Linked DNA regions of Mus musculus: all the other regions are linked to region 2. A link is a loop called in an ENCODE intact Hi-C map of the cell type or tissue named here. Cell type or tissue: left cerebral cortex. All regions are shown on one strand. Region 1 holds the start of Btbd10 (BTB (POZ) domain containing 10). Region 2 holds the start of 4930543E12Rik (RIKEN cDNA 4930543E12 gene). Region 3 overlaps Arntl (aryl hydrocarbon receptor nuclear translocator-like). Region 4 holds the start of Arntl (aryl hydrocarbon receptor nuclear translocator-like). Region 5 overlaps Arntl (aryl hydrocarbon receptor nuclear translocator-like). Region 6 has its middle 30 kb from the start of Far1os. Region 7 has its middle 45 kb from the start of Pth.

Region 1 (4,000 bases), 230 kb after region 2:
CTCATTATCTGCCTAGTACCTGAAGGCATGTGAAACTTACTCATTCTTATCTCTCTGAGAGACAGAGTATCTCCAGTTCAGTTGTACACTCCATGAGACCATTTAAATGTAAATGGTCACAAAGCAGACCACAGTTCTTTGTGATTTCATTTAATGTTTAAAAAAATACACAAGTCTTTGTGAAGAACAGAACAAAATTCAGACTTGTGGGAGGATAATACAGGAGGTAAAAAGCCTACCTGGAAGTTTGAATAGTGTGAAAAAATGTCTAACAAGCAAAACATCTCGCAGAACTTTCTGAACTCCGTTGCTCTGGGTCCTAACCACCCTCATGTTCCTGAAGCTTCCTTCTTACCTTTTCTCAACCCATAAGAATAAGCGCTGAGTACTAACCTCTGTGTTAGAAAAAACGATTAAGCCTAAAATCTCCAAAATTAACTGTCCTCGAAAACTATATTAACTCATCTTTACCTCCCATTTAGTAATTTTCCAAGTACTTTCTACTGCTTTCTGCTTAATATTCAGCATCAGTCCTTGGTTCAATGCCCACGGTTGAGTTCTAGATGGACTCTCCAGCGCAGAAACTTGTTCAGTCTTTACATTCACATGTCTTATTTTATCTTTCCATCCAATTTCTACAGTCTATTTCATTCAAAATTCATCCCTAAACCCCTCTCTAAAAAGTTTGGATCAAATTGGGCTGGTGGGGCAAGAGAAGAGTGGGAGGCAGGCAAGAACAGAAAGAAACCCAACTGCCAATCAATACACTGTACTGCTTCATTCAGATTGTTAGCTGAAATAAAAAGCGTGCAGACTCTTACATGGCTATAAAATAATTTCCTATACTAAATGCACAAAGTGGAAAACTTTTTTATAGCCTGGTCGTGGACTCCAAATACCAATAAGAGGCTAAGACTCAAAATTTTAAAGAGATAAAAAAAAAAAAAAAAAAAAAAAGACATGGGAACCCGGGAAAGACCGAGGTTAGGCACAGCACACTAACCCACATTGACAAACTAAGTGAAATCTCAGGTCCCCTCCAGCCCATACCCCAAAATCAGGGGTGTCAGAGGGCTTGTGACTCACAGAGAATAAATCTGAACCTTTTCTGGGCAAGTTAGAGTGGGAAACCAAGCTTTACCCTCGTTGAAACGGTTACAGAATAAAAGCACACAGCAGCACATCACAGGTGTCTCATCCTCCATCCAAAGGGCAACTCCCCCACCACCTTATCCCCAAACTGGGAGCCTTACTCACCGCCCTATTGTGATGCGCCTTCTTCGGTTTGTCGCCGCGGTGACCCAAAGATGACAGGAAAGGGGCGGGGCACTGGGTTACTCTGCCCTGGAAAGGAGGTGTGAGAAAATAGCTTTTTTTCCCCTGGGAAAAGGCCTCCAGACTCCTAACCCAAAAAGCAGCTCCCTTCCCCGCCTCTCCGGACCCGGTGCTCAAGCGGGCAGCCCCGAGCACCGCGCCCCACGCTCCTGGAGCCGCCGCCAGCCTCCCGGAGCCCGGTTCACAGCAGCTAGCCTCGCCCTCGGCTTCCACTACAAACCCAGCCGCCCGCACCCGGCCCGCTCCAACCTGCTGGCCCCTGAGACGTCCACCGAGGGTCTTGGGGAAGAGCTCCAAGAGAGAGCGACGCTCCGCTCCCTCCGCCCACTGAACCGGACCCCTCCGGTGCTAGGTGTGAGGCGGCCGCTCCACCGGCTGCGCCTACCAGAGCCGCCCCGGCAGGTTGCAGGCCGGCTCCTTAGCTGCTTCTCGCGAGACTTCGCATTAGGAAGAGGTGAGGCGAAGCGAGTTCTCGCGCGAAGGACGGAGCTCCTCCCACAGTAGGCGTGTCACCGGGGCACTGAGAGCCTGAGTAGTGTCTCCGCGGTCTCGGTTGGCAGTGCTGTCCCGTAGCTTCCCCGCGAGCGCTTCTCTGCGCGGTGAGCCAAGAGCAGTCTCAGGCCACCTCCACACCTCTGAGCACACCCTCACTCCACGCTTCCTGTCACCGTTAGGCAAAAGCCGGACGGCGTCTCCGGGCCAGTAAAAGCAGTGCCTGGGAGTCTTCTTCTAGGAGAGCGTTTCTGTCAGCAGGGCGAACGCCCGGGTCGCCTTCCTCCGCGGGGTCCGCGAGCTGGTACGGGCAGCACGAGGCGTTGGCAGGCGGTGGTCCGGAGGTCGCCGCTTCCCCGCGGCCGCCGCTTGGTTTGCAACGCTCTGCTTGGTTTGAAACCCTCTGTTGTTGGCGGGAACCGGTGCACCAGCTGACACGCCTGCGGTGGCGCCACCTCTGGGACGCGGAGAATCAGCTGAATGGGTTGAGTTTCTGGCGGGCAAAAGCTCGCCAAAGTAGCACTCCGGTGTCACCGAACCCACCGTGTGCCTGATGGGAGGCTCTAAAAGAGATGGAAAAGTGAGGAAGTCACCTCCCCGGCGCTCAAAACTCTCCCCTCCCGGGACTCAGACCCACAGAGGAACGGATAATCCTCTTTATGCTTGCTACAGAACATACTCCCCTTAGTGAGTGAGCTGTAGGAGCTGATCTGAGACAATCCTGTTGAGAACCCCTCAGTGCAGTTGCTCGCTCCTCTGGTCTTGGGATTGCGAAGGGTGGCAGAAGCTGAAAGATTGAGTTCCAGGTGTTTCTGGGCTAACGTGAGATCTCATCTCAAAAAGCAGCCCTCCACTAGGGAGTGGCATTTGAGTCCAATTTTAAAGATCAGTAGAAGTTCCCCCATTTTGAGAAGAGAGGGAAGGGCATAAACAAAACCCAATACATGTTTCAGTATTTTGGTAAGAAAACTGTTTTGTGAAAAGAACTTTGTTTAAAATCTAGTTACTGTAAGAAAAAATTCCTTGGGTCCCATATGTGATACCACGTGTTTTTCAAACCAACATTTATGCTAAGTAAATTATCATTTGAAGTGGAAAACTGGTAGCAGGCATACTTTCCTCCTGAAAATGCTTAAATATCAGAGACCAAAGGAAGACAAAGATTATTGTTACATAGTGTACACGTTTTTTTATAGCCAACATTCTACATTCTTGGAAATTGCTGAAAATCTTAAAAACATTGTAAAAAGAGCAAGCTAATGAGGCTTGAATATGAATAATGTTCAAAGAAACCTCAAGGAAACCCTCAACAATAGCAAAGTCCTCCCCAATCTTGATACAGTTTTCTGTAATTTATCTCAAATAAAGTAACTGTAGCACAAGTTGGGGGTAAAGATCAAACTGGATTCTTCATTCCCTTATGTCTAAATTGAAGCTGTCATTTTTCTAATGAAAGGTTTTGACCAGGCCATGGTGCATGCCCTTAATCCCAGCACTCAAGAGGCAGAGGCAGGCAGTTATGTGAGTATGCAGTTGCATATGTGTGCATGCTGTGGAGGCCAGAAATTGATGTTGGCATTTCCCAGTAATCCTCCACTGTATTTTGGGAGACAGTGTCCCTCACTGAATTTGGAGCTCTTAAATTCTGCTAGGCTGGCTAGCCAGCCAGCTCCAGGGATCCTCTTGTGTCTGTTTCACCAGCACTGGTTAGGAACTCAGTTCCTAGTGCTTGTGTGGCAAGCACTTCATCAGTTGTGCAAATCTCACAACCTAAATAACCTAAGTTAATTGATTTTTTTTTTGTTGTTGTTGGTTGGTTGGTTTGATTTTTGAGGCAATCTCAAATACTTCTAGCCTAGGCTGGCCTAAAATGCACTATATAGCTTAGCTCAGGTTAGCTTCCAACTTGAAGTAGTTATTCTGCCTCAGCCCTCTTGAGTACTGGGATTATATCTATGACCAATTGAAATCTATCCCAAATCAAGGTTCTTTTATTACACTGCAATCCTAATTGCTAATATTAAATCTCTAAGTCACACTTGTCACACAGCAAAAATGAGCTACACAACAGAAAAGAAAAAAAACAAAAAACGTCCAGTGTTGTGTTTTATAAAAAAGAAAGAAGAAAGAAAGAAAGCCAGCCAGCCAGCCAGGAATATTCTTGGCCAGGGAT
Region 2 (4,000 bases):
CACCAGCACACACAGTTTTCAGTGATGGTTATGACGAGCACCTGCCCCAGCCACCAACCTGCTCTTTCCCGTGTCCCTCTTTGCACCTTGACTGCAGTGCCAGGAGCTTTTTCTCCTGTCCACCCCCACACAAGGACATAAAAGCCCCTTTCTCCTAGCTTGCCGCTTAATTACAACTTACTGCTCCTTGTCCCAGCACTGCCATGGCAACAAGTAGCATTGGTACAAGAGTCAAAAGCAAGAAAGGTTGCCTGGCAACAGAGTAGTAGGATGAATTCAGCGATCCCAGAGGCCCAAGTTCTAGCTTGGGTTCTGACTACCTGGGACACAGCAGATAAAAACCGAGCTCCCCTGCACTTTGATTAGCCTTGGGGATTGTATTGTTATTTGTGAAACAAAGGTAGGAACAACGTTGGTCTCAGAGGACTGCTGTAAAGAGCAGCTCATTCCACTTATTCTGGGTCGCTGTTGTTGGGAGAGAAAAATCGCACGTGTGGACTAAGCACAAAGCAAACCAATGTCAAAGACAGACCAAGGTCAAAGGCAGATTACTTTCTGAAGACTGAGCTGCAGGAGTGTCAGTCACTTTGGTGCCATCTCTTTGTTATGGTCTCCTTCCTGTAGCCTCTTTGATAGTGTCTCCTGGGAGGATCATCAAATGTGTCAGTTATAATTCAAATGTAGATGCTGTTCGGCCAATCAACTTTATCTCTAGGAATCTTTGATATGGAAATACATGAAAATGTTTTCAAGCTGAAAACTGAATATGAACCCAAGAGGCCATTGAAGAGGGGACAACAGCACATCAAGCAGTGGGACCAATGGGATGCTGTGCAGTTTGAGAGGAGTCATTTGTCCAGTGATTGCTATTCTTGTTTTGTTTTGTTTTTTGTTTTGTTTTGTTTTTTGAGACAAGTCCCCATGTAGCCGGAGCTGGCTTCAGGTTTGCTAGGTAGCCGTATGACCTTAAACTTCTGATCTTCCTGCTTCCACCTCCTGAGGGCTGGGAGTCTAAGCATGTATCACCAACCTCAGTTTAATGCTGTGCCGAGGATAGAACCCAGGTCCTGCACATCCTATACCAACTGTGTCACATCCTCAGCACTTAGGAATTGGGGCCACTGAATATTACCTGCTACTGATTGTTCCCTGTAGTCCCTCAAGGCCCTGTGAAGAGGTCATGCCATTTGTAACAGCAAGATACTAGAAAACAAAATGGCCAGCATTTGAAATTAAAGTAACACTCTGTAGGGTTAAAAAGGTAGCTCTTCATTCAACAACAGACAAGGGGGTCTCTAAAATAAGATGTGTAGCAAATGAAGGCAAATGGCAGACAGACACACCCTTTCCAAAGATGTACCTACAAACACATCTCAAAATGCCTGGGAGGACTTGTCTCAGAGTATAAACAGTCACTTCTTGTTGCTTCCAGAAGAGGTGATAAATGCTTAAATATCCTCAAATGTTGTGTATTCCATTCCACCCACCTGAAAAGCCAGCCAGGGCCAGATAAACACCATTACCTCGCTAGCATACAGCAGTGGGCCTCACGATACTCTCCAAGTCCTTGTTGTCTCTATCACAATGTTGACACTTTAATCAGTTGCTTATGTGTTTCACACTCAGCCTCCCAAGTAGACTAAGAGCTCTGGGGTTGCAGAATCATCTTTTTATTGCTTACTCCAGGGTCTCCCCAGCCTCCCTAGGACATTCATTAAAATGAGAGGTTGAAACCTTGATGGAACAAGCCGAAGTCACCCTAGCTGCCGTGGGTTCATATCCACTCGTGTTGGGCAAGCATGCTCTAAGGGAGAGTTGGTTAGAGAAGAAGCTGGGTGGAAACTGCCCAAACAAGTCGGGATGTTGGCATGACGTTCACAATCTGGGCAGCAGGTGGCGCACATGACCTAAATTTCTTAGGCCATTCACAGAGAGAAGGATGTAGGGGAACCAGCAAAGTGGAGAATGTCATTCTCAGGTGTCTCCGGGCAGATGCTCTGTCCTCTGCCCCAGGATGTGACCCTAGCCTCTGCCTTCCACCCTTTGCTCTCACCCTCTCCAGTCCATCTATGCTCCCTCTGAAACCACACTTTTCTCATGGAGCACCAGAGCTCTCAATCCCACCAGTGACAATGGGTATCCTTAAAAATGATCAAAGGAGCAGAGGCTAGCCCAGGACTCAGTTCCAAGTTGTTGTTGGTTGTGTCCCCTCCACCCTTTGCCAAGCCAGGATCACTTAGGAAGAGGGATCATCATCCGAGGCTTGAGATGTTGCTCGGTTGTAAGACTGCTTGCCTAACATGCACGAAGCTGGGGATCCATTCCCATAAACTCATAAGCCAGGCATGGTGGCTGTCTCCGTTGGTTTCCTGTTGCTGTGATTCAGTCCACGGCCAAAAGCGACTTGGGAAGGCAAGGTTTATTTGCCTTATACTTCCACATCATAGTCCAAGGAAGTCAGGGCAGGAATGTGAGCCGGAACTTGAAGGCAGGAAGCGAAGCAGAGGCCATGGAGAAATGCTGCTTACTGCCTTGCTCTCCATGGCTTGCTCAGCCCACGTTCTCACATAACTCAGAGTCTCCTGCCCAGGAGTGGCATTTCATACAGTGTCCTGGACACTTCCACGTTAATCATTAGTCAAGAAAATTCCACACAGACTTACCTGCAGGGTAATCTGATAGAAACTTTTTTTTTTTTCAGCTGAAGTTCCCTTTTCCAAGATGACCCTGGCTTGGGTCAGGACAGTGACACATATCTGTAATCCCACAACTTGGAGAAGAAACAGGAAGGTTTAAAGTTCAAGGTCATTCTCAACTATATTGTGAGTTTGAGGCCGGCTTGGACTACAGGAGACCCTGTCTAAAGAAAATTAATAATAAGTCTTAGGTCCTTAATGACCGGAACTAGAGCTCTGCTGGTAGTGTGTGGGGCCAGTGACCGGCACAGAAGTATGGGAGGACGGAAAAGAGAATTCATGAAAGAATGCTGTCCTCGTGGTGGCTAAGCCATCCTTGTGAGACTGAGATTAGCAGTGTGGAAAGCAGAGATGAGTATAAGGAAGACCATAAATCTGCTGCTCTGGTCTCCAGAGCGTGGGCAGTAGTAACGGTGGACTGGAAGAGGACGCTGCATGAGAGACATAGGCACAGCAAGATCAGCTCAGAGGCTGTGGAGCAAGTAATTCCAGAGGGTCTGTTGTAAGGCTCGGAGGTGGCGGGGGCGTGTGTATCAAGATTTCGCTCAAGGGTACAGAGGGGTTCCTGGAAAGGACAGACTGCAAGGGATGCAAAGGTTCAGATGGCTGACGTCCGAGTTCTCAGCTATTGTAAACAAGCCTGAGTAGCACAGAGACTGCAGCTAGTCTCTCTGAGAAGGGTGGGTATTAGGTCTGGTAGCTGCAGATGGGAAACCTGCTATCCGCTGATTCTCTGGAACTAGCAGGCAAGACAGATGGACTGGACACAGCCTCGGGGGCTGGCAAGATGGCATAGCTGGTAAGAGTGCCTGCCCTGTAGGCCCGGTAATGCTGTACAGGTCTGATGATGTGAGTCCGAACCCTGGATCCCACAGCGGAAGGAGAGAACCTGCTCTTAAAAGTTGCCTGGGCCCATACCCCACAAATGTGCACAGTAACGGTGATTTAATTTAATTTTTGCAAAAAGACGACTGTCTTTAAACTCTGAGCACACACTACTCAGGCTGGTAAAGGTCAGCCCTCTAAACTGAGTCCATCACATAGAGACACACCCAAGGCATTACATCTTTAGAAAGTGACAGTGGCTTCCCTACCTCGAGAATCAGAGTTGGATTGTTTTTTTTTTTTTTCCTACTTTGCCTGCCTTCCAGATTCTCACAGATTCACAATGAGCACACATTTTGCAAGTCTGCCTGCCCCCTCCTCTGCATAGCACATTGAGTATTTTCCACATTGTTCTGTCTTAATCATAGCTAATCTTCAGTGGGTTTGAATACCTGCTGCTCTCACTTGGAAGGGCTTTT
Region 3 (4,000 bases), 170 kb after region 2:
ACATTGTTCCATTCGGATCAAGCTGCAAAGGGGAGACTGGCTGAGCCTCCATAGATCCCTGGGGGAGTTGGGACATGCAGAGGCATCAAGCCAAATTCAGTTAAGCAGATGTCACCTTTTAAGAGACTTTCAAGACCCTTTCTAGGATTTGCTAAGTTAGAGCTATTTGCGTAACAATGTTAAAAAGTTACCAGTTTTCAATGTGTATCTGTTTGCACTGATAACCATAAAAACCCATGTCATCAAACTCTTAGAAATCATTGTATTCTTCTCTATCACACACAATAAAATGTAAGCCAGCTTAACAGTGTCCTCAATGAAGCATTAGAAATGACTAACAGAGGGCCTGGAGATGGCCCAGCTGTCGAGAGCACCTGTTAAGAGGACCCAGGTTCGATTTCTAATACCTACATAGCTGCTCACACTGGAGTCTGTGACTCCAGTTCCAGGGGAGCTGACACCGCACTTTTGGCCTCCATGGGCACTGCACATGTGATATACTTAACATGTATTTATATATAAGCAAAGCACTCATATAAACATTGAAAAGACTATTAAAATGAAAAATTATGGAGCTTTACTGCATACCTACCACTCACTATCGTTGCTTCAAGAAGCGTACCTGTGTGGTTCTGTCACAAGCCGAACTGGCTGCTCCTTCCCATTTATTTGCAACTTCAAGGAAAACAACTGGCAGTGGTCAGATCTGGGCTTTCAGTCAAGCCTGGGATTTTCAGAAAACTTGTACCTGCTACTTGGAGCTCAATCCCTTCCTCAGATTTACACAATGACAAAAGTTTCACGTTAACTTAAAAGATGTGCTGACCAACACCCTCTAAGTCGGCGGTTCTCAACCTTCCTAATGCTATGACCCTCATGTTGTGGTGCCCCGCCCCCAACCATTAAGCTATTTTTGTTACTATTTCATAACTATAATTTTGCTGATACAGGTTGTAAATATCTAGTATGCAACCCCTGTGAAAGGGTCATTTGACCCCTAAGGGATAATGCCACAGGTTGAAAAAGGCTGCTATAAGTGATCAGTACAGGCTATTTCAAAGTTACCCAAGATCAATCCATTCTAAGTGAGCTAATACTCTCTAAGTGATCAGTGTAGACTATTTCAAAATCACCAAAGAAATATTCTTTCTGAATGCCAAGATATACCCATGGATTTTTAACATAACAGGCACTCACCGGAATTCCACACTCTAGTGAACACTTATGAGACATATACTTACGTGCTGAGGCATCATCAAAGAATGTTAGAATTGGCGAAAAGGCAAGACTTCATATAACCACTGTGTGTTGGGGGCTAAAATTTTCTTATACATGTCAAATTACATTTACACAGACTGAATGGAACAGGTGTAAGAATCTAGCGGAACTCTCTTAAGCCAGGCATTATATTTGCAAGTTATAAAGCATTAACACACTTCTAAAGGTTTTTGTAATGTTTGCTTTTTCATTAAAATACTTTTATTCAAGCTCATAGTTTATGTTTCAAAAATCATGTTATTTATATGAATGAACCCTACCTAAAACATTTCGGGGGCGGGGAGAGCAACAGTCATTTTTATGAATGTACAGGGATCCCCATATTGTACAACTGAACTGTAAAGAACCAAGTTGCAGTGCCATCTGCTGGCAAGGTCTGAAATTGGTGTTTCTGAAACCCAGCAGCCATTGTTTCCTAACTCTGTCTACCTCTCCAAGGCTGTTTCTGAAGCTTAGCCCAGGGCAGGGAAGCTTGGCAGTCCAGGTCAGAGTGTTTCTGGTGGGGGTGGGAATGGGACTTTAAGACAGTTCAACTTCTCCTATAGAGGAATGATAGCAATGATCACATCTTAGGAAGAGAAAATCAGGTTACTTAATTTAGTGCCTCTGGTATACCTGATGATCAAATGATGATCAAAGATTTACTTAAATGCTTTTTTTTCCTCGTTTTTCAAGTCAGGGTTTGTCTGTATAGTGGTAGCGCATGCCTTTAATCCCAGTACTTGGGAGGCAGAGGCAGGTGGATTTCTGAGTACTTAAGTGTTTTCTTGTCCTAGTTGTTTCTCTTCACAAATTATTACTGACCTCAATTACTTCAGCAGTTATCTGTTGGCATGTGTCACTCACTGCCTTACACTGGGATCAGTGATGTTTAAGCCTTGGCTTTAAATAAATACATGGGTGCTGTGATCCTAGCTAGCTGATTTACCCAGCTTTTGATATCTTCATGTACTGTGTAGAGAAAATATACTATGTAGAGAAAACAGTTTATAGAGGAGGCTGTTCCCCCTCATTATGACTGTTCTAACAGGTCCTTGCTTGATAGGGGGAAAAAATAGGAAATTGAACCCATTTGAAATCCCCCCACCCAACACCTTTCGTCTTCTTAAGTTACAGTGCATATGATAGTAATTTTCTATTTGAGTGGGAAACTTTACTTTGTCCCCTTTTATTTGCAGATTCTAAATGGAGGGACTCCAGACATTCCTTCCACTGGACTATTACCAGGGCAGGCTCAGGAGACCCCAGGGTATCCCTATTCTGATAGTTCTTCTATTCTTGGTAAGTGTGTTATCATTCACCTCCATGAGTGAGTAGTTTGCAAAATATCTTCTACAAAGAGGGTTTAAGAACTGATTACACAAGCTAGTTTTGAAGCAGTGGATAACAAAGTGGATGTGTGAACTGTTTAAATACTCCAGGGACCCATGTGCATCTAGAGCCGCCCAGGCATAGGTTTTCTCCCACATAGTGCAGTTTTTCCGAGGGAGAGCCCATACAGCTGCAGAGGCACTGAGTTCCCCAGTGACTCCAGCGCACCCAGCCCCTTCTCAATCTGCTTTTAGTTGCCATTGTTTCTAGAACCAACTCTTGACTAACTCGTTACCAAAATACTAAAATGGGTTCAACTCAAATTATTATTGCATTTTAAGGATTTTTGACCTTAATTTTTAGATGTTCTTTCTGAAAGGGTAGTAACAATGAAAAGTTATGGCAATGGAATCCCCCAAATAACCCCTTGCTCTTGTTAAATAAACGTCCTTATTGGTGTGTTGAGAAGTTGCTTTCCAAATATAAGTATGCTTTGTTATTCCTTACTGACAGTCCTTTCTTCCTTCCACAGGTGAGAACCCCCACATAGGCATCGATATGATAGATAACGACCAAGGATCAAGTAGTCCCAGTAACGATGAGGCAGCAATGGCTGTCATCATGAGCCTCTTGGAAGCAGATGCGGGGCTGGGTGGCCCCGTTGACTTTAGTGACTTGCCATGGCCGCTGTAGACACTACATTTGCTTTGGCAACAGCTGCAGTATCAAAGTGCATTAATGGTGAAGTTTTACAGTCTGTGAAGCTTACTGGATAGAGAGAGAACAGCTTTTATGTACTGACTCCATAAAAGCCACCTCAGAGCCATTGATACAAGTCAATCTACCATGTGTAACTTCAGACAAAGTGGAACTAAACCTGCTCCAGTGTTTCCTCATCATTGAGTTTGGGCTAGCTGTGGATAGCTTGCATTAATTGTATATTTTGGATTTTGTTTGTGTTGAATTTTTTAATCATTGTGCACAGAAGCATCATTGGTAGCTTTTATATGCAAAATGGTCATTTCAGATGTATGGTGTTTTTACACTACAAAGAAGTCCCCCATGTGGATATTTCTTATACTAATTGTATCATAAAGCTGTTTATTCTTCCTTGTAAGAATCCTTTACTATAAATATGGGTTAAAGTATAATGTATTAGACAGTTAAATATTTTTAATAAATGTTTCCCTTGTTCTATAAGTACTGTTCCCAATTGATAATTAGGAAGAAAATCTTCATATGCTACAGGGCTGGTTCATCCACTTCACCAGCGGTCTAAACACATTCCTGCTGTTATGTTTACAATGTCCTTTTGCTCTTATAATGACTTCTTCCATGCTACCAGCTTAGACATATTATAAAAATAGCTCACTTCCAAACTGTAGCCACCTCAACTTATATGAAAACAAAG
Region 4 (4,000 bases), 63 kb after region 2:
AGCTGTCTTCAGACACACCAGAAGAGGGAGTCAGATCATGTTACAGATGGTTGTGAGCCACCATGTGGTTGCTGGGATTTGAACTCTGGACCTTCGGAAGAGCAGTCGGGTGCTCTTACCCACTGAGCCATCTCACCAGCCCGGTTGTGTGATTTTTATTCATGCTCAGGAAACTTAGATTGAGAGTACTTACTTTGACTTTTTAGTTGTTCTGAAAGAATTGATAAATTCATTGTTCTGGAAGGTAAAGAATAAAAGGCAAAGTAGGTGCCAGTAGAAGATAAACGGGTTTGGGTTTCTAACAAAGAGAAGCACTATGGAAAATATAACTGACCATAAAAAAACCAGGTTTGCACAAGGAGAAGCCATCCTTTGTCTACTAGTGGTAGAAAAAAGCAAGATAAAAAAGAAGATAATCAAGGCACATGGAGGGCTAGAGTCTTAACCCACCCCCATCCCCGGTTTGGCCAGCTATTCCTTGGTGAACCTTTTTTGTAGTAGGACAATGTATCATCAAGACAGAGGCAGCTAGAGTTACTATAAAATTCTCTTTGTTGATTCCAATGAGGTTCCACCCACACATCCTGTCCTTCCATCCCTTCCGGGCCCCAAAGAGTAAGTCTAATTTCTCCTCTATTTGACAGCTCTTCAAATATGTGAAGAAAGCTACCTTGTACTCCCCGGGGCAAAAACTTCTGTTTCCTTTCATCTTTCCTCATGTGGCATAGTTTCTAGTCTCATTACATCCTGATCTCTCTCCTTGTGCACAGTGATAATTTTTCTTTGCCAAGTCTCAGTCACAGGCAACTCCATGTGGGTACTGATCAAGACAGCCCATGTTGCTTTCTCTTAGACTTTCAGTGGTTGTCCGGAGACAGCATTCTTTCTCTGGGCAGCCACAAATCTCTGTGGACTGAGACTGAGTTGTGTGTGACTTAGGGCTCCCATCTTGTTCTTTTATGCATCTGTTCAGACACCTCTGCCCTACCCTGTCTAAGAACAGCAGGCTTCCCAAGATGGGACCCTATTAAGGAGCCCATTGTTCCCTATCAAATTTGGCTGGTGTTAAGTAGTATCTCTTCCTCTGTTGGCTTTCTGTTACCTGGAAAATGAATGCAAAGTTCCTAGTTTTTCTTTCAGGACATGGGTAAAAATCCTGAGTCTGGGCCTAGTTGAGAGCCTTGCACCATTTTTTGGTAACTGGCCTGATGTGAGCCTTTAGCGTGGAAGCCACATTTAGAACATGACTGACACTTTATTTGTAGAATGGGGTAAGAACTGCTTTCTGCACAGGGTGGTTGTCAGGATACAGGGGTTGAAAAAAAAGGAGGGAAAGCTTTTAGCACATGCCCGGCACACAACACGGTAGAGAGATATTGTGGGATGCATCAGCCAGCATCTTCAGGTTACTGGTACTTAGCTAGCTATTAGTCCATTTAATTAGGTCAGCATCCAGCCCACATTTCCATCTTGTAAGTAATATCTTTTCTAATGCTGTATTAAAGTTCCATCTACACAGAGAGATTCCTTCACAGAACAGGACAGAGAAAGAATAAATCTGCTTTGAAACTCAGGGGAAGTGGGAAGTTACCCATGAAGTTCTTTGGTCTTGAAGCCAATTCACATTTCAACCAAGGCTGTGTGCCTTGCAAAGGGCTGGACATGGGTCATGGCTTTATAAGCATTGAAATGCTGCCTTGTGTCCCAGGAACCTGCCTGTCTAGAATTCATTCTATAGTCACACGAGCTGGTCCACTTCACATAAGTGAGTCGAGTGTTTTGATCCCATTTGTTCATGGATCCAGCCCACATTTGCAGAGTACTTTCTGGGTGTCAGCCCTATCCCCAACACCCCACCCAGGCCCCTCCAGCACATGCTAAAGGGGAGGGAGCACACATGGTTCAAAAAGGACGAAGTGGCCTTGCTATCAGGAAGTTTAACATTTAGAAGGTTTGCCAGTTGTTTGAAGGTAGAAACAAGACAACTTCTTTCCCTCTCCCCCTCTCTCTCTATTTCTCCCTCCCTCCTCTTCCTCCCCTCTCTCTGTCTCTTTCTTTAAAAATAAATAAATAAATCTCTGAGCAGGTGGTGCCTCGGGAGGCAAAAGCAGGCGGATCTCTGTGAATTGGATTCAAAGCCAGCTTGATGATCTACAGGAGTTCCAGGATAGCTAGGGCTACAACAGAACAACTAACCACCCAAACAAACAACTTTGCAACTTTTCTTTCTTTCCCGCTCCTTTGATACTTTTGCAAAGTACATTTGCTAGGGCCATGTCCATAACATGTAATAGAATCTTGCTCAGGTCTCACCCTGTGGCCCCGGCTAGCTCAGTACTCGCGATTATGCCCCTGCCTCAGCTTCTTGAGGGTTGGAATTACAGACTACGCCACCACCCCCGGGAGACTTCTCTTCCGATCGGGAATGACAGCTCCACTGGACGCTTGGAGGTCAAGAGAAAAAAAAAAAAAAAAAAAAAAAGAACGCGCGATCCGGTTAGTCGTCGGAAGGAAAAGTCTTCTAAATGCGCTAGCTATTAGCGCTGTGGTTCCGACTAGGACAAGCCAGGGGTTTCAGGAAGGTTCTGTCACTCTGTGTTCCTAAAATGTGGTTTCCTAGATGGAGCTGGAGAGGGATGGGCGAAGAGATGCGGCGTTTTCTCAGTGTTCTGCGAGCCAGGAAGGGGACGGAGGAGGAGGGAGAGCTGAGAGGCAGTCACTAGCCAGGGACGCGGCTGAGGAGCAGGGGACAACGGCGAGCTCGCAGAGTCCGCAACGCAGTGGCCTCAGCGAGCTTTAGACCTGAGGGGGAAAACCGAGGGCTGGGGCAAGAAATCCACAGAGCGTGCCAATTGGTCCACTCCTCGGGGCGTGTGCTTCTGTGCGCCAAATGATTGGTGAAGGGAAAGTAGCAGGTAAACCAGCCCTGCCGTCTTGCCATTGGTCAGAGGCTTTCCTATCGGTCACTCGATTGGCTAGCCTAACGCAGAGCAGAACGCGAATTGGTTTGGGTTGTCCGCCAAGACAACTCCGTTCGCTCTCTCTGATTGGCTAACGGGAAGAGGCAGGTATCCGGGCTGCGCGGCTCCTCCATTGGTGGGCGGGGAAGGGGGGTTGGGCACAGCGATTGGTGGGCGGGGGGCCGGGCCTGGGCCGGCGGGGAGCGGATTGGTCGGAAAGTAGGTTAGTGGTGCGACATTTAGGGAAGGCAGAAAGTAGGTCAGGGACGGAGGTGCCTGTTTACCCGCGCCGGACTTGCCGCCGCCGCCGCCGCGGGATCCGAGTGCGGGTGCGGGCGCGGGCGCTCGCAGCGAGCCACGGTGAGTGTCGGCATGGCTGCGGGCAGCAGCCGTCTCGGGGCGTCCCGTCGGGGGTCGCGAGTTCCCGGGCGGGCGCACCGCCCCCGCCCGCGGCGCAGCCGGGCCGCCGGGAGCCCTGCCCGACGTGCCCGCTGCCGGCCTTAAAGGGCCCGTGCGGCTCCCAGCCCCCACCTAGCCTCGGGGAGGCTGCGCCCCTTAAAGGCGCCGCTCCCGCGCACCCCCATCTTCCCCGCCTGGGCTGCACAGCGGGCGGGGGAGGACTGGGGGGACCCTGGGACGCTGTCAGCGGGTGCGCCCACCTTCCCCGCGCGGGCATCACCACCTGGCTCGGGAGGGGGCGGCCAGCGGCCTCTTAAAGAGACAGCAGTACCGGGTGGCAGCAATGACCCGAACCTGGGAAGAGCTCCGGGATACATCCCCGGGAGCTTCTGGATCCCCGAGGAGATGGCCGGGACGCGGGCAGAACGATGCTATGCGGCGCTTGCCTGGTCAACCCTTCTACACTTCTCCCTCGGGAGCCGGGTGGGGGCGGGGAGGGCGTCTCCGTCAAGTCGGGGAGTCCGTACTGGTACGTCCCTATGGCCTGTCTTGGGGCTGGCGCGGACCCCGGGAATCCCCTGGCTGGCTTGGACCAGGCCCACGGACAGCCGTCGGGCCTGCGCTGTCCGGTACCTGGGTGG
Region 5 (4,000 bases), 110 kb after region 2:
CTTACAGTGAGTTAAATATTGCTCTGTCAGTCACTGATAGCACATTGCAGCTATGATTATTATCACCATTAATATCCTATTAACATCACTGCACAGGTAGCACCCTGCATTCCTTTTACCCTGTCCCATACTGCTGTTCCCAAGTTCCTCTTGTCTGGGAACTTCTGGTCCCCATGTTGGCATTCCTGTTCTTTCTCTGGGTGCGCCATTTGTCCGTATCATAGGACAAATGGCTAAGCTAAGCTTGGGTAGCTAACATCGTCATTGTGTATTGCCACTGACTAAAAAAGCCTCCATGGTTGGATTGTCCACATAGGAGCTTGTACAATTTCCCATACTCGTCATTGTCAATCCATGTGCTGTGAGAAGCAGGTTCCTCCTGGGTGGTCATTTATGTTGTAGGGTTGACTTAAATTAAGTGTCACAAAAGTGACAGAAGAAAGTATGGAACTCCTTATCCTTTCAGGGAGTGTGTGTGTGTGTGTGTGTGTGTGTGTGTGTGTAGGATTACCTTGTGAAGCTGGTAGTGTTTGTAAACACGCCCCCAAAAGAAGAAAAGTACCCACAAGCCTGGCTCTTTCATCAGGGACTGCCCTCAAGCCTGCCACTTCCAGCTGCACCTCCATACCCAGGGTCAGGCTGTGTACTCTCTGTCTCCATGTCTTTGCTCCTTGGCAACTGTGGAGGGCTTAGCACATCTAAAGGATGCTGTGTCTAAGGGCCGTAGCACGTCTTGGTAGCATTTGGAAATACCTGCTTCTGATGACATTTGCGACTTGCATTTATTTCTCATAATTGGGAAATGGATTCACGTACTAGCGCTAGCCTGGCCGTTTGGTGAGCTGCACCTGCTGCTTTGCACATGAATTCAAGGCAGAGCTTGCAACTAGCAGACAGCCTGGTGTGCGTGGGGGTGCTCGGCCCAAAATATCAGATGGATTGGAGTGTTGTTGTGGTGTATAGATTATAATGGGGATAAACTTAGCTTCTGCAGAGATTAATGTTCTCAATTCAGGTCAACTCCAGTTGCCACTTGTCAACTTAAAGACTTGGGGGATTTCAGTTTTAAACATTGTGTTCCCCTCTCTCCCTCTTATCTATTCAAGTGTCTGATTCTTGGGTTGGGAAACGGCAAATTCCAAGGACCTTACCACTGCCAGGCCCAGACTTGCCTGCGGGCCTTTCTTTGGAACTGTTCCAGAGAACCGTGGAGTAGCCTGCTGTTGCTAACAGCGACGGCTATGATGACTGTCACCACCAGAGAGGAGGCCCAGAATTCTCCACCCTGCTCCGGCTGTGGTTGTCAGTGCTTCTGAAGATGGGTCGGGACCTGGATTTGGGTTGCAGGAGCTGAGCCTGGCGTATATTAATTAGGTGGTTGATGGAAAAGTTCTTCCTGACGAGTGGGTTCCTCCTCAAAGGTTGTTACTCTTTGCTGCTTCTAGATTCTAAAAGCCGTGGGTGCTCACTGTAGAAGCAGGGTTGGAATGTTGCATGCCTGGCTTTCAAATTCATCCCCATTGCTTACTAAAGATGAGCAGACAGGCACCCTCCCTGAACTTTGCTTTATCCCATTGTGCACAAAGACCAGTTTCATAGCATTGCATGGGGGCTCTCCTGTTCCAGACCCCTGCTGAGGTCTGTGCACATGCTCATTTCCTCTGTGGGTATGTACAGAGTACTCACTGAAGGCCAGAGATGTTGCCGTGACTCTGCCGAGGGAACCAAGCAAAGCAGAGAGAGTGTCTCTGACCTAATGCTCAGGGGCTAAGAGCAAACACTCATATGTACATGTTAACAGTTAATAGATAATAGAACCCTGTGACACATACAATGGTGGAAAGGACCACTTTGGTTTGAGGCCTCTCTGAAGGGGTTCAGTGCTTTGTGGCCCCCGCTTCCCAGCATTCCTGGAGGTCCACTTCGAAACCCTGTCCCTATAACTATATTGGTCTACACTATGAGTTTTGGGAGCCGGCCCACATTAACACCTCAGTTCTCTTTTGAGAGGTGCCAGCTCACCAAGAGGCTGCCATTCAGAGTGGATCCTTCCCTTCTGGGGTGGGAACTGGCTCCCAGAGCATCTCACTGGCCTCAGATGATGCCCTTTGAGTCCACACCCAAGTGAGCCACCAGCGAGCAGGGAGCCTCCTGTTGGGAGGCAGATTGCTTCTATTCTAGCCTGAGCTCATTTTGCTCCACACTGCTTGGAGCATCCTGGTTTCTAAGGAGCTGGAAGTAATCTCAGTGACACATGGCGCTCACAGACTGCTTCTTAGGCAGTCCTTTAAGGGCTCTGCAGTCTGGTGAATGCCAGAAAGCACTGATGTTTGAGCTGCTAATCAGTAAACCCAGGACCCTGCCCCATGCACCACTGCTTAGGGTGTGGTGAGGACTTGTTGAAGGACCATTTGAGTCTCTGCACTGGGTAGTGGTGCCCCCTGCTGTTCACGAAGCAGCTGTACAGCAGGGCCTGCAGTATCTGACTCACCTGTCATGTTGACAGCTGACCTACTTTTGTTTGACCTTGATTTGTTGAACACAATTAGAAATGCTGCTGGGACTGCACTTCGGCTGCCTGATTTTAAAAGTCTCAGTGTGACAGCCCTCCATCTTAAATGGACACCCAGCCCAGGCCAAAGGATGGTTGGGCGCATAGTGAGTTTTGCAGTAACCTTTGAATTGTAATTCTATCACAAGGAAAAGGCTTAATTCAGGAACACAGATCTGTTATTTGGGACTGGCTGTGAGGCCAGAGCAGCAGGCCTGGATTCCTTGCTACAGGCAGCTTAATCAGGAAATGGCCTAGATGGCTGCCTTTCAAGTAGGTCCTTGCAGTAGCTTGGCAACAGGCACAGGGTCATAATTGGAAGAATTTGGCTCTGAGTGTCTGTGGGTGTTTACAGTGCACTATAGGGCAGGGCTTCTCTTATTTATAGAATATTTAGAGCACCGAGCAGCAGAAGGCTGAAAAGCCACTAAATCTCAATTTAATTTTAACAAATTCTATCTTTCCCTTCATCCCAGAAGGAAGACTGAGTTATTAAAAAAACAGTTAAAAAAATCACTGCAAAGCTTGCAGAATCTAATTATGGGGTTGCCAGCATCAGCCTGCAGCCACTCTCGAAGGGCTTTGTAAATCAGCTGTCCATTGAGTCTGTGAACTTACATGACTTCGGTTCTTCATTTAGATGTAGAGTGAAAGTATTGGCAAGTGAGGACTGATCAGGAAAAACTTCTGGTCTAAATCAGGAGACAGAAGGGATAAATATAGCGTGGCGCACTTCTGCGTCCTCGGAGGGAGATAAAAATCACTCTTCATTGTCCCTTATACTTAGCTGCACACACACACACACACACACACACACACACACAGATCCCAATATTCTAACCACCCATTTCAGGAGTCTGGCTCATTGCAGCAGCAGATCTGTGCCACCCTGAGGAACCACTGGGGTTGTGTTGTCTTGTGGGCCCAGCACTGGGTGAATGTTACCCTGTAGTCTCAGGAAGCCCAAAGCCTGTGCATTTTTGGCTGTGGTCTTGTAGCTAAAGCCAGGAGGATCTGCAGAGACCCTCAGGTTCAGTCCCACCATACTGTAATCACTATTCCAGAGGGGATGCTGCCCAGATTAAAGTAAGTCACAGCAGAAGGGGTACTGGGGTGGGGGGAGCTCCAAGCTTCCTAAGCTCCCAACAGTGCCCTTTTGTGTGACAGACACTCAGGACCAATGACTAAACTGATTTGTGTTTTGCACCTCTGGGGGTGGAGTGGGGGTCACAATCCTAGAAGACAAAGACACTAAGGGAGTTGAATAGTTTTGATGGGTAGGAAGAATGAGTTACAATGGACACCATTAGTCATGTGCTAGGGATGACAAGAATGGGAATTCTGACAAAGGTGACTTCGGTTGATCCTTGACGTCCCCTCCCACAGAGAAGCTCTATGGTCGCTGTAACGTTTCCTCGTGGAAGCAGGTGCAGCACATGTGCTGTGCAT
Region 6 (4,000 bases), 450 kb after region 2:
TAGATGTGTTCTTTGTTTGTTTGTTTCTTTTTGAGGAAGAGCGATCTCCTGTCTTACATTTCTCAAAAGACAAAATTACAACAAATTTCATCATAAATATCAATGACTTTTCTTCAGGGTTAGTGAATCAGGGCTATAAAATTGAACAGAAGCCATTGTGCCCAGCAGTGGACTCAAGACCAGTAGACCTCGGCGAACCTTTGCTCTTGACCACCCACAGACTTTCGGAACCGTGGCAGCAGTAACAGCAGCCCCGGCAGAACTGCTCATCATTGGCTGGTACATCTTCCGAGTGCTGCTGCATGGGTTCAGGTACTCCTTGCAGAAGCTGGCGCACACGGTGTCCTGGACTGGGCAGCAGGTGCTGGGGGACAGCAGGCAGCGAGCCCCCAACTGAGGCCCCAGCTCCCAGGCCTGGGCAGCTATGTCATCAGGTGTTCCTGTACTTCTCACCCAGCATGGGAGCCAGTGCAGTGCAGGAATGGGGGGGGGGGTCCCCTGTGCTCCTTCATCAGAAGAGCACTTGCCAAGGTCAGTGAGAGGCCGGTAGGCCCCCCAGAAAAGCAGCACCAGACAATGATGAAGATATCAGTTCCCTTCCCAGCCCCTTTGTCCCTGTTCTACTACCGGCCGGTGGGAGAGGAAGGGGGGAGAGGGGAGCAACCCTCGAGATATGAGCATAGGCACCACATTCTGATCGGACCAAGTCTGAACACTCCCATCTCAGCCGGGCAAGATCCTACCGTGGAGATCCAACACCCCACCAACCAACAGAATGGACATTCTGACATCACCAGCTGAAGCCCTGAATCTCAGTGCAAAAGAGAAAGTGCCAACTGCATGCAGCATGGTGGGAGTGGAGGGCGTGGGTGGTGGAGGAAGAGGGTTAAGAAAGCTAGTGAGGCCCTCTTGCTGTCCCTTGCCTATGGCACACATATTCCTGCCTTGCTCCCTCATACTCTCTTTCCCCTGCCTTCCAAAGCCCTTCCCAAAGTCTGTCACTGGATTCGGACATATCCAACCCGTAATTGAATCCCACCTTTACCAAAACGCCGTCTCTGACCCGGGGCCCTTCACTGATCTTGCTTCTTCCTGGTGGCACGCAGCAGTTGTGGTCAGTATTGTGGTAGTTGTTAATTGTACTGATTTAAGTGTGCATTAGTTGTGTCTCCTGAGCTAGATTGTAAGCTCCTGGAGACAAGGACCACCTCCACAAAAACAAAAACAAAAACAAACAAACAAACAAACAAAACGGACCTCTCCTGTCTTGTACAGTGTCCTAGGACCCAGCAGGCCAGTGGAGGTGCACAAAAAAAAAAAAAACAAAAAAAACAAAAAAAAAAAACAAACAAACAAAAAAAAAGAGCAGAAGCTCTCACTTTTGTTAGACAATGTCTGACAATGTTAGAACAGTTAAGCTTTGCACAATGAGACAAAGTAACCGAAGAGGTGAAGGAAGCTGAGGGCCTAAGGTAAAGTTAGGAGATGGAAGCAGAGTGAACTGAGTGAACTTCCTTTTTTTGGCTTATGTAGACTGGAATCTGTTTCTGGAAAGCTAGTATGTTTTGGGGCTAATTTACTTACCTTTTGGGTTGTGAGCCTAGCCTTTAACAACTAAGCCATCTCTCCAGCCCTGATTTACACACTCACCTTTTCTGTTTATGTGGTATTAAGCTCTAATGACTCTATTTTGATTTGGTCTGGTCTGTTGGGGCCCCAGGCAAGAGTTCAGCTCTAAATTGTGTCCTCCTGTAATTGTTCTTAACACACTAGTGCTCCTGAAGAGCTGTTCTGTGTTGTAGAAGCTTTCTGTGTTCTTCACAGTGCCTGGCATCAAACTTGAGTTGCAGGAGGCTTTTAACTCAAGGAGTCCTCCTGGGGCAAGGGAGGTTCCTCAGGGAGATTGCATATTTTCCAGTGCAAGGCCGGCTGTGCTGCTGGGACCAACGCAGAACCAAGTTCAGCTTTTACTGCCATCTAGTGTCAGACCCGGTATTAGGTTTTGATGTAATTAAATGTAAGGAATGGCTGCTGGGCCCAGGGCCAGGCCACCAGAGCAGTTGTTAACCATTTACAACATTGCATGCCAAAATATGATAGTTATCTTTATGAATATTAATACCAGGACAACCACTATTTATGAAGCTATTTACAGTTTAAAGAGATTTTACTTCACTCAAACCATGTTGCAACCTGAGGTCAGCAGAATAGCAATGGCTTTTATTTACACAGGGCTTAACAGAGATGAGTAATCTCAATGGCATTGCCTACTATTACCGCTACTACTACTACTACTACTACTACTACTACTACTACTACTACTACAAAACAGCCCTCTTCTTCCATTTCCTCCTTCTCCCTCATACTATCCTGTGTTTAGAATGTGCCAGACAGGGGACTGTGAGATCTCCAGATACCATGTAGAAGGCCCTTGAACTGGACTTGTCATACCTTGGAGTTTTAGTTCAGGTAAGTCCTAAAGAAGCCACGTGTTCATATATTTAAAAGCAGTGCTGTCTAGTAGAGCTCTAATACAAGCTGTGTATGTGGTCTAACTTTTTCTAGTAGCCATATTTATTTTTAAAAGGAAAGAAATGGGATCAATTGTAATGAACTGTATTATTATTAACCCAACATGTTACACAGAGTCCCATGCCTATTCATGATGAAGATAATAATGAGATGTTTTACATTCGTTTATTTTTACTAAGTTTATAAATGATGGTAATGGTTATACTCACAGGGCTATTGCAGTTAGGACAGCAACTCTTCAAAGTTTTCATTGGCCATATGTGGCATGTGGCTGCTGTGTCAGATGGTGCAACTCCAAAGGAAAGAGGGTGGCCTTGCATCTAGGCTGGCCTCACTGACTAGAAGTCTGCAGTCAGACTGGGAGCCTCAGCCCCCATTCAGCCATTTGTATGAGGAGGTGGGGCTTGAGGAGAGAATCTGAGAAGAATTTCTTTGAGATAGATCTGAACACCCTGTGGTTTCTTGAGGAAGGTTAGTGGCCTTCATCTCAAGTTAGAGAGCACCAGAAGTTTTCACAGTGCAGACATGGATACCTGACTTCTCCACATCTGAGAGGATGTGGTCAAGATTAACTGCAGGCAATCATGATGTCAGGAGAAAGGAACCCAGAAGGAACAAGCTTGGTTGTGCTAAGGGCAGAATAAGGGACGTATTCTTGGAATATTGGCAACCTTGAAGAATCCAACCCAAAATTCATGAACAGGGATTATGGAGTTGTATGAGCAGCTGGCCAGAGGTTGCTTCAGCAACCAAAGAGGATGGTGTGGTGTGAGAGTCCCAGGGAAGATGGTTTCTGAGAAGGTCCCAATAGAACTCCATGATAGCAAGAACCAGGACTCTGTACCTGCTTCCCAGAGCTGAATTCTCTGATCTTATATCTGTGAAAGCCTTGCCTATTTTCACAAGCCTCCTATTGCTCTCTATGTAGACCCCAAATGGCGTTTTCTGTGAGGAGAAGGCAGTGACCTTCCTTTCCCTTTGGTACATCCACAGCAGCTGTCATTTTACCAGGATCTGGGACAAGAACTGATATTTCTGGAGATGAATGCAGGACTGTATCACCTCCACAGGGCCCCACTGAAGAAGGCATTCATTGCATCTTGAAATAATAATTGTTAGTTTTCATTGCTATGAGAGATACGGCAGCGATTGAAAGAAGGGCAGATTTGTTGGGACTCACTGTTGCATAGGGTTTGTGTCAAATGCCAGCTGGATCCGTTGCTTTTAGCCCAAAGAAGGGCAGAGCATCATGGTGGTAGGAACATGTGGAAGAGAAAGCTGCTCACATCAGAGAAGCCAAGAAGCAGAGAGAGAAATGGAAGGAACCAGGATGAAACACTCCTCAAAGGCTTATTCCATCCTCTACTATGTCCTACCTCCCACTGTCTCCTGATCCATTACCAAATTGTGAATTCAGCAGTGGGTTAATCTGTTTATTATGTGTATTCGCTTGTCAAAGATTGGATCC
Region 7 (4,000 bases), 290 kb after region 2:
TGACTTGAGTCCTTGGAACCCTTTCTAGGGACAATGAAGGACTGAAGAAAGGAGAAACACATGTACAGAAAAGCTGGAGTCAGGTAGGAGTGAGCACTCTGTTGAGCCACACCTACGGCCACCAGCGATCCAGAAGCTCAGCGTTAGGTACCTACGGCCACCAGCGATCCAGAAGCTCAGCGTTAGGTACAGCACAGGAGGGGAGATTAGCTAATTTTGGTAGGAGCTGACCAGTCTCAGGCTGTGAACAAGAAGTTGTAGTTGCTAGTCTTTACCACACTGGCATTTGGACTCCTGAAGAAAGCTTTGCCATCCTTCTTGTGTCTCTCCAGGTAAGGCTTTGCCATTCTTATGGGGCAGAGGTGTTGTAGTCTCTGACCTGACCATACATGTGTTAACAACATAATTCACTCCAGACTTCATTTAGGGCTCCCTACAGGTATGAAGACTGTGAGTTTGAGGCCCACTTGAGCTACATAGCAAGACTGTTGTTTTAGAAAACTAAAAAAATAGTGTTTGGGGCAGTGATGTTGGCTTCTGAAAGATGGAAGTCTACTCATTACTTTGTTCCTTGTATTTTGAAAAGCTGCCCAAGGGGTGATTTTTGTGACTGCATCAAGGAAGAAATTGATGCACTCTCTGTTACAACTTTCATGAAGTGGGACTCGAAGGTGACAGAAAGGTGACTTGGCTCCACAGAGTGGGGAGATATCACCTGTTGACCCGTGGCTGCATTCCTGTCTGTAATTCAAGAGGTGTGAGTTGTTCCAGACTGTGCTCAAACATATAATGTACCTTGTCTGGGACAAGTCAAGGTCCCTACAGGGACCATGGTCTTCTCTAGTCACAAATAATGTCGTTAGGCAAGGGATCTTTCTGGTTGGCATTGAAGATGCAGCCATAGAAACAAAAATCATAGTAAATACCTCTGAGATGGATGTTCACACTGTACCAGCAGAGCTGAAAGTGGTTGTGCTAGCCTGTTGTCATTTAAATTCACCAAGGGCTTAAACTCACTAAGGAGAATTCAGAAGGAAGTGACCTACGATCAGTTCAACCGAGTGACCTATGATCCAGAACCAAGGTGGATAAAACAGTAACTTCACAACCTGGGGATTAAGTAGATTAAAGAATAAACCTGACTGAAAATAAAAAGAGGATATGCCCATGGCAGAAAAATAAAAATGAAGCAATCCTTCCTGTGTAAGTCAATCCAGGTAATACAAAGAATCACATGTCGAGGGTGGAAGTAGAGATCTGGCAGAGAGCACAGAAGAAAACTTTCATTATCCCAAAGTAGAAGAACATTTCTTAAAACCAGCACTGGTCATACAAAGGAGACTTCACAATGCAGAACTTCAGCAAAGGCAAATACAAAGTGAAAAGGGGCCATATCTTCAAAATATCTCATATATACCAACTGCTATGTAGCAGAGAAAACAAGCCATTAAAAGGTGGCAAACGTATTTAAACGTGTATTTTTTGAGATGAGGACATGGGGCAAGAGATAGAGCTCAGTGGAAGAGTGCCTGCTGGGCAAGGATAAAATTCCATCAGCACAAACTATCTAATGCTCAAGGAGTGGCCTTCAACTGTACTTTAAACCAAATATAAAACCAAATATAAAATTTAACTCAGTGAGTAGAGAGAGAGCCCAATGGTAGGTTGTTAGCCCGGCACACACAGGGACTCCACAGAATAATCCAGAAGGGATCCAGAACCTAAAAACCTATGCCTAGAAGTTCTTAGAAGAAAAAAATGGATGAAATATTTTGTATTTAATAATGGTACTAGTCAAAGGATTGTGTACTTCTCAGAACTTCTCAAATTCCAGTTAGTGATAGATGCTGAGGCTATCTCATTGAGGCTGACTTTTAAGTGCACCGCCCCGAACTGAACTAGAGTGAAGAAGCTGAGGTATATGGGTGAGTGATCCAACAGAGCAGGGGCTGGAAGTCCACCAGCGTTGGAACCAGTCCTTGACTCTATACCTTCAGTCCTCCACACTGGAATTTGCAGTTGATTTTCTCAGAAATGAAAGCACCAAATATACTTAAAAAAAAAAAAAACTTAGAATTTCTCTCCTCTAGTACTTTTAGGATCTTCTTAGGAACATAGTAATTACATTTTTACCTTCCCAAGTTTGTCTTCTGCTTAGCTTAACCTCTGTTATCAATAATGGATCCTCAGTTGACTGACAGGGTGTCTTCTAGTTTTAAATCTCTAGCACAAGAGAGTTGATAATTTCTTTAAAATTTAAAAAAGACTAAAAAAACGGTGAGTGATAGAAGTGAAAGATGCTCCTGGGCTTGTGACTGGTGTCACCTCTCTTTGCTCTGTTCTATAAGAGAATGAATGCTTGAATGTGAAAGTTCTTGAAGATGTCCTTTGGAAAAGTCAAGGGAGGGTCCTGGTGTGGCTTCTTGTTAGTGACTCGGGCGATGCTGCCACCAAGTGGACAAAGGAGAACCTTCTGGAAGAGATGACAAAAGGACTGTTGATGCTTTGTCCTTTTAAATGCCCCTGACTTTTTATGTTTAACACAGTGACTGGATTGTGTAATAAAGAATATGTTTGGGTTGAATGGCATTTAACAAACATTCTCGAGAGTCCATTGTTTTCTGGATGCATAAGAGCTGGTATTTGAAAACAGGTCTCTCGAATAAAAAAGTAAATGCTATGTAACTGTGAGGCTTGCAGGGGCTTTTATGCAGAATATTCAGTTTGATTTATAAGTAGATATTATTATCATCCTAAAGATGAGTAAACATAGACTCAGGAATGCAAAAATCACCCAAACTGCTTTTTATAAAACACCTTGCACTAAATTTAAAAAAAAAACAGAAATGGGGGCAGGGAAGCAGAAATGGGGCTGGAGAGATGGCTCAGTGCTTAAGATCACTGGCTGCTCTGCCAGAGGACCAGGGTCCAATTCCCAGCATCCACATGGCAGCTCAGAACTGTGTGTAACCCCAGTGCCAGAGGATCTGGCACCCTCACACAGACATACGTGTAGGCAACAGCAATGCACAGAAAATAAATAAATTTTTAAAAATCAGAGATAAAGTTGAGAATTGCACTATTCACTTTATATAAATGTCTAAAATAATGATAACACAAAGGAAGAAAGCCAAGGGAGCAATGGAAAAGGGCTAGGTTGCCCTGTCACTGTAGGATAGTAGCAATGAAGACGTCTTATTATTTGATACTAAAGAGGAACAACTAATAGACCCAAATGTCTAAAGCCAGACACCCAGTGGAATTGTTTCTCCATTTATCCTCTGCAGTCAGAGCACTTGATATCTGCCTTCTTTATGACTGTCCAGCAGTGATTTTATTACTTCTGTGGGACAATTACCTTGTCATGTGACTTTTGTCGAGTGAAGAATGTGACAAGGAAACTAATAATTGGCCTGTGTTGGTTGAATCACACTGATAAACACTGATGAAGATAGAGCCATTGAATGTTTGAGTCCAGGAAGTTTCAATAGGACGATAAAACTGTTGTAGAGCTACGTTATGAATCTTCTGTTGAATGGGGCATGGTGGTTCATGCCTTTAATCCCAGCATTCTGGAAGCAAAGGCAGGTGGATGGATCTCTGTGAGTTTGAAGCCAGCCTGGTCTAGAGTGAGTTCCAGGACAGCTAGGGCTACAGAGAGAAACTCTGTCTCAGAAAAACAAAACAGAATAAAACAGAAAGAATATTCTGTTAGGCCTTATTGCCTGTCCAGTGTTGACATGATAGCTGCCTTTATGCTTCCCTGTCCTTTTGGAGCAAAATGGTTAAGGAAATTTCCATGTGTGTGATACTGCAAGGTCCCAGCCGGTATGGTTACACCAGGTGTAAAGTGGCAGACAGGAAGAATTAATGAACATGGCTACTTCATATCTTGGAAAGGAGTTTTAAAGAAAAAGCATTGGAGAAAGTTAGAATTTGTCAACAGAAAGGCTTCTGTTCCATTGAGAAACAACCTGAGGCATTCTTTTTAAATCTGGAT

What was found. A loop is a pair of places that touch in the nucleus more often than their neighbours do. Peaks named below come from ENCODE experiments on the same cell type or tissue, not always from the same donor. Only the 100,000 strongest peaks of a DNase experiment are listed, where the experiment ranks them.
Region 1: it touches region 2 in a loop (9-fold over the local background); 3 of 42 quality-filtered maps call a loop at or near these places.
Region 3: it touches region 2 in a loop (8-fold over the local background); 20 of 42 quality-filtered maps call a loop at or near these places.
Region 4: a loop joins it to region 2, with 6 times the contacts of the local background. A loop is called at or near these places in 14 of 42 quality-filtered maps.
Region 5: a loop joins it to region 2, with 6 times the contacts of the local background. A loop is called at or near these places in 41 of 42 quality-filtered maps.
Region 6: it touches region 2 in a loop (3-fold over the local background); 6 of 42 quality-filtered maps call a loop at or near these places.
Region 7: a loop joins it to region 2, with 2.5 times the contacts of the local background. A loop is called at or near these places in 6 of 42 quality-filtered maps.

Annotation. Positions count from the first base shown.
Region 1 is chr7:113,367,615-113,371,614 of GRCm38, forward strand. Btbd10 (BTB (POZ) domain containing 10) reads right to left here and starts at 1,725. Exons shown (of 11, transcript NM_133700.2): 1 at 1,585-1,725; 2 at 1,258-1,344. In left cerebral cortex, a CTCF peak has its summit at 2,284; DNase peaks (open chromatin) are centred at 1,325, 1,801 and 2,228; H3K4me3 peaks cover 2,058 bases; H3K27ac peaks cover 519 bases.
Region 2 is chr7:113,141,816-113,145,815 of GRCm38, forward strand. 4930543E12Rik (RIKEN cDNA 4930543E12 gene) reads right to left here and starts at 200. Exons shown (of 6, transcript NR_045978.1): 1 at 4-200. In left cerebral cortex, a CTCF peak has its summit at 1,896 (motif pointing right); DNase peaks (open chromatin) are centred at 238 and 1,890.
Region 3 is chr7:113,310,338-113,314,337 of GRCm38, forward strand. It overlaps Arntl (aryl hydrocarbon receptor nuclear translocator-like), which reads left to right. Exons shown (of 20, transcript NM_007489.4): 19 at 2,457-2,559; 20 at 3,122-3,789. The coding sequence ends at 3,282. Among named protein-coding and RNA genes, the nearest start is that of Gm33721, 51 kb to the left of the region's middle. In left cerebral cortex, a CTCF peak has its summit at 1,646 (motif pointing left); DNase peaks (open chromatin) are centred at 914, 1,284 and 1,637; H3K27ac peaks cover 317 bases.
Region 4 is chr7:113,204,325-113,208,324 of GRCm38, forward strand. Arntl (aryl hydrocarbon receptor nuclear translocator-like) reads left to right here and starts at 3,141. Exons shown (of 20, transcript NM_007489.4): 1 at 3,141-3,320. In left cerebral cortex, no CTCF peak of the experiment used is centred here; DNase peaks (open chromatin) are centred at 2,358, 2,969 and 3,551; H3K4me3 peaks cover 2,088 bases; H3K27ac peaks cover 1,518 bases.
Region 5 is chr7:113,248,443-113,252,442 of GRCm38, forward strand. All of the region lies in intron 2 of Arntl (aryl hydrocarbon receptor nuclear translocator-like), which reads left to right. The region is part of intron 2 of Gm33721 (a long non-coding RNA gene); the gene reads right to left. Among named protein-coding and RNA genes, the nearest start is that of Gm33721, 11 kb to the right of the region's middle. In left cerebral cortex, CTCF peaks have their summits at 816 and 2,443 (motif pointing left); DNase peaks (open chromatin) are centred at 934, 1,186, 2,313, 2,859 and 1 more place; H3K27ac peaks cover 3,302 bases.
Region 6 is chr7:113,592,628-113,596,627 of GRCm38, forward strand. It overlaps the pseudogene Gm33828. Among named protein-coding and RNA genes, the nearest start is that of Far1os, 30 kb to the left of the region's middle. In left cerebral cortex, a CTCF peak has its summit at 1,985 (motif pointing left); a DNase peak (open chromatin) is centred at 1,970.
Region 7 is chr7:113,432,040-113,436,039 of GRCm38, forward strand. No RefSeq gene overlaps it. Among named protein-coding and RNA genes, the nearest start is that of Pth, 45 kb to the left of the region's middle. In left cerebral cortex, a CTCF peak has its summit at 2,461 (motif pointing left); a DNase peak (open chromatin) is centred at 2,448.